Linked DNA regions of Homo sapiens: region 2 is linked to region 1. The links are chromatin loops, found by intact Hi-C in ENCODE. Cell type or tissue: thyroid gland. All regions are shown on one strand.

Region 1 (2,500 bases):
TGGCAGCTTTTGTTTCTCTGCACTGCACACCCCACTTACAGACAGCCCCTTCTTGCCAAAGCCCAGCCCAGCCATGACCATGAGTTATGGCAGATTGGGAATCGTTACCTTGATCTTCTCAACCCTTGGGTGTTTACCTTTTCCAAGTTAATGCCTGTTCTTTAATGTTACATTATCTTGTAGCAAGGTAGTCATTTATAATTTATATACTAGAGCTGCCTTAAAATAGAGACAAGAGGATAATCAGCATCCTGAAACTTCTAGTTTTCCAAAATAACATTTCTTCAGTGAAGTCTGCCTGTAGGAATTAAAACTTTTGGTGAATTAAAAAGCTTTTTGTCCTATTGTCAGACTGGGAAATGGATGTGCCCATTACTCAGCCTTAAAAACGAGGAAGGAGATCATCTGTTAAAAATAAAACTCATCATTTTCTTTTATTCTTCTCAAAATAATCCCTAAAGACCTCAATCTTTATAGTGTTCCAGTGGCCCCACTATAGTCAGAGAGGAGACAGGGCAGAAGTTGAAGGACAGATAGGAGAAACGGCCCTGCTAAAAGATAAAAGCCAGTATGCATCTCAGCTACTTGTCTGCTGTGGTCCTGATATTCTTCCATCTAGGTTGCTGCTTTGCTTGACTTTGACTGCAAACACAGAGAAGGGATGGGCTTTCCTGTTGAGTACCTTGTAGAGAACCCACTGTTCATTCATATGTGTTAAAAATGAAAAGCCTACTTGAAAACTCCCCTGTAGAATCAGGTTTTAGCAAAAACCAATCAGGTATCAGAGGTCTAACTTATTTTTCCCTTCTTGGTTTTATAGCAAGTCTCTAAACCCTAAGATTTTTTGTTTGTTTGTTTGAGATGGAGTCTTGCTTTGTCGCCAGGCTGGAGTGCAGTGGCATGATCTCGGCTCACTGCAACCTCCGCCTCCCGGTTTCGAGTGATTCCCCTGCCTCAGCCTCCCGAGTAGCTGGGACTACAGGCATGCGCTACCACACCTGGCTAATTTTTTAGTATTTTACTAGAGACAGGGTTTCACCATGTTGGCCAGGATGGTCTCGATCTCCTGACCTCATGATTCGCCTGCCTCAGCCTCCCAAAGTGCTGGGATTACAGGTGTGAACCACCACGCCCGGCTGCCTAAGAATTTTTTTCATTCCTTTTCATTATATACATCTTCAGTGTGCCAAGACTTTGAGTGGAGATTTCTAATGAGGGCAGGAAGGGACGGATGCTTCTGCAATTGAGTGGTCTCATTTTTCCCATGTCTGTCGAAAGATTACTCTTTCATGACCACCATTTCTATGATGCATCTCATATGATCCTAATGCACTCGAGTTTGTATTTGAATGTCCATCTGATATTTAGGGGTGGTTGGGGCAAGGAGGGGGCAAGCAGCAACTAAGGGGTTGTATGGGAACATCCTGGTGGTTTAACTTGAAAGCCACTAGGTGGCAACATTTACTAAGTTGCCAGCCATTCTCTTCCCTTAAGACATTGAACTTGCTTTTCCACATAGCAGATGGAATAGCTGAGAAAAGAGATTGCCATTGCTTCAGGTTCTTTTGAAAGTGAGGCTATAGGATAAACACACTACAGTATATTGATATCTATTCGTCACCTGGGTTTAGATACCAGGAGTTTGAATTTGCTCTGGGTGACTGGGTGAGTAGCTTCCCCTTTGGCCTCAGTTAGGCATCCTTGACAGGACAGACCTGTGATTGGACTGTCTGGTCTCTCATGGTTCTTTTTCTCCATGATTTATGACTTTGATTATGATTTCTTTATATTAAAAAAAAACTTGTAGTAAAACCAGTCTTATTTAAAGGAATACTAGCCTTTTATCAAAGGGCAAAGTAATGATTTAAAAAAAAAATCAACAACAAAATTTCAAGGGAATGAATGTCCCTAGAAGCTAGCCATCTCCCCGAGTTAACTTAAGAGGCTAGACTCTCCTAAATGAGGATGCTTATTTACCAGCTTTCCTAAATTAGCAGCTTTGGAGATGTTAAAATCCGTAAGGAACTGTCCAAGGGATGTATTGTGTATGCTTTGCAGTGATTAAGCCATTAAGCTCTAATTGGTATTTTCCCACTCATGGGTTTGTAAAGGAAGCTTTAAAATTATTTAGGAATTCAGTCCTCATCAGCTGTCTTAGTGTCATCCCCACGTTTTGGAACCTGAGAGTGGAGAGTGCAGAGAAAAGGTTTTATTAATGATTTTTGCTCACAGTGTCCTTCCCCATTGGTTTGTTATTGCAGATGAAGTGGAAAGGGAAGGACCTCTTTGATTTGGTGTGCCGGACTCTGGGGCTCCGAGAAACCTGGTTCTTTGGACTGCAGTACACAATCAAGGACACAGTGGCCTGGCTCAAAATGGACAAGAAGGTTGGGCTAGAACTCGATGAAACTGGTGGGGCTGACGTGAGCTTTCCAGTTTTTCCCTGAGCAGGCGCCTAGCTCATCACTGGGGCGCTGTAGCTGTATAGTAGAGAAGGGGG
Region 2 (2,500 bases), 54 kb after region 1:
AAAAGCTTGATCTGGGCCGGACGCGGTGGCTTATGCCTGTAATCCCAGCACTTTGGGAGGCCGAGGCAGGCGGATCACGAAGTCAAGAGATTGAGACCATCCTGGCCAACATGGTGAAACCCTGTCTCTACTAAAAATACAAAAATTAGCTGGGCGTGGTGGCATGCGCCTGTAGTTCCAGCTACTCAGGAGGCTGAGGCAGGAGAATCACTTAAACCCAGGAGGCAGAGGCTGCAGTGAGCGGAGATCGCGCCACTGCAGTTCAGCCTGGCAACGGAGTGAGACTCCGTCTCAAAAAAAAAAAAAAAAAAAAAAAGAGAAAGTAAAGAAAAGCTTGATCTGGCCACTTAGTACAGCCATCCCCCTTTACTGGCCCTTCCTCTTTGCTTATTTGGAAGGGGGAAGGTTTCCCACACCCCAAACCAAAGATTCTTTTGGAATTTGCTGCTGCTGGATTCAGCTGTCACCTTTCTGCTCTGAGTCTGCTTTCTCCCTGTGGATCCGGTGCCAGAGGATCTGCACGTCCTTTTGTGTCTACACCCTCCCCCGCTCCTTCGTTTTCAATATGTAGTAGTGGAGAGGAAGTGTAACATGATTTTAGGGCTCACATTTCAATTCCACTGCATTTTTATGGGACAAGCAGAGACCCAGCGCCTGGAGTTATTAGGTTAGTATCTAAAATGGGTTCAGTACTGTGAGTCTTATTGTTTAAAATGAATGAGATGGTCCCCTCCTACCTTCTTTTCTCCTCCCCTGGGATGAGTGGATTGAGGCAAGGCCCCCAGAGACTAGTTGAAGGAATCCTGGTGCTCTGATTAGTTTTGTTCCCCAGCTTAATTGTACAGCTTCCTTTCTCTCACCACTGATAGCCAAAGTAGCTCTGTGTCTCCCCCAACCTTCCCTTGCTTTAGGAACAAGATGATCACAATGCAGCCTTGTGAATCAATTTTCTGTCTGTGCTGATGAAAGTGTAATTCATTCTTAATCAAGCAGCCTTGCTGCTGCAGGCTCCGTGCCGGAATACATTTAGTTACCCTCCCATCACTTTGGGAAACGATCCCCCAAAAGGGCTTTTAGAGGAGAGCTGGAAGGAGAGTTGGCCGTGCGCCTCATGCTGTGGTTTTCCAGCAGGGGGCACTCAGGAACGATGCTGGCGGAGGCTTTGTAGCTGGAAGCCGTCTGCTGCTGGCAGGGCAGCAGGAGAATGTTTGTCACAGGTGCCTTCCAGGCTTGCTTTCTCCAGACCCTGGGGCCATTTCTCAGAAGTACCCTAATGGGCCACCCAAAATCCTCAGGTAGCAGTGAGGAGGAACAGTTGAAGATGCAGATTGCATGCCTGGGTTAGAGAGTGCCGGCTGGGTACCAGGTTCTTTTAGCCAGCCTCTTCTGTCTTTTTAAGTAGACAGATGTGTCTCCTGAATCTGAACTTGTTTAGATTGGGTGGATGTGTCTGTTTTTGTCACACCACACACAATTTGGGGAGCGTAAGGAGGCCCAGCTCTGCCAGAATGGAACTCTCCTAAGTTCTCCCCTGCCGTCTCACAGCCTGCTGGCTGTCACAAACAGCTGGCAGTTTTATGGACAAGTGGGCAGGGGAAAAGGGACCCTGCCGGGGCTGAGTCTCGATGTTGGGCAGGAAGTAAAAGCCAGGACCCAACAAGTGGATCAGAGGGGGGATGTGAAGATGAACAGTCAGATAGCAATAAAGCCTCATAGATCTGCCCCAGAGAAAGAAAAGGAAGTTCGTCTCCTCAGAATGGAATTGGATTAGTGACAGACTTGAGCAGCCGGTTCAGTCGAGAGAGAACTTAATTCCTCCTGTGTTATTCACACGGCTGATTCTAATCAGATGTGAAGAGACAGCTGGAGGAGAGCAGCGGGTCAGCCCATGCCTGGTGCGGAGGCTTCATGTTCTTGTAGGCATCTTCAGGGAACTGGCAGGAGCGCTTTGGGTTGGAGACTCTGAGCAGGGCCCTTGGGTTTATAGCCTGCCCAAGGAACTGGGCCTGGCTGCGGGACTCCCATGGTTGGACCTTGTCTAGATTCAGTGAAAGTTTTGAAGGACAGTGCATGACAGACGTCACTGGTCAGGTTCACCAGAGCTTGGCTCACTTGTCTTCAGAAGGATTCAAAGGCAGTTGACCAGACTTGGCAAGTCCCAGACTGGTGCAGCCACTGTCCTCGAGACCCTGGTTGTACACCCTGAGGTGCTTCTGCTTCATTACCTGCTGAAATTTGGAGACCTCTTCTTCCTGGATAACCTTCAAGATACTCATTGTGCATGCGAGGAATTCCCCGCCCTCCTGGGGGGACTCCACTCCCCAGGCAGGCAAGGTTGGGCAAGGGGAGGGCTGTTGCTGGATTGCCAAAGGGAGCATGGACATTTTTGTTTGGAATTCAGGGTGGGAATGGGACTCACCAGAGTGGCTTCAGTGCTCAACTCACAGTGCAACATAGGACAAGGTGAAGGCCTTCTTGGGAGGCCTCTTCTGGCTCTAGC

Evidence for each region. Hi-C counts contacts between places; a loop is a spot of excess contacts. Peaks named below come from ENCODE experiments on the same cell type or tissue, not always from the same donor. Only the 100,000 strongest peaks of a DNase experiment are listed, where the experiment ranks them.
Region 2: a loop joins it to region 1, with 2.1 times the contacts of the local background. A loop is called at or near these places in 3 of 110 quality-filtered maps.

Annotation. Positions count from the first base shown.
Region 1 is chr22:29,634,490-29,636,989 of GRCh38, forward strand. It overlaps NF2 (NF2, moesin-ezrin-radixin like (MERLIN) tumor suppressor), which reads left to right. Exons shown (of 16, transcript NM_000268.4): 2 at 2,262-2,387. Among named protein-coding and RNA genes, the nearest start is that of NF2, 32 kb to the left of the region's middle. In thyroid gland, a CTCF peak has its summit at 1,455 (motif pointing right); a DNase peak (open chromatin) is centred at 2,402; H3K27ac peaks cover 218 bases.
Region 2 is chr22:29,688,885-29,691,384 of GRCh38, forward strand. All of the region lies in intron 15 of NF2 (NF2, moesin-ezrin-radixin like (MERLIN) tumor suppressor), which reads left to right. Among named protein-coding and RNA genes, the nearest start is that of CABP7-DT, 30 kb to the right of the region's middle. RefSeq lists enhancers at 1-341, 561-1,061, 2,345-2,500 and a silencer at 914-1,145. In thyroid gland, a CTCF peak has its summit at 1,125 (motif pointing right); no DNase peak of the experiment used is centred here.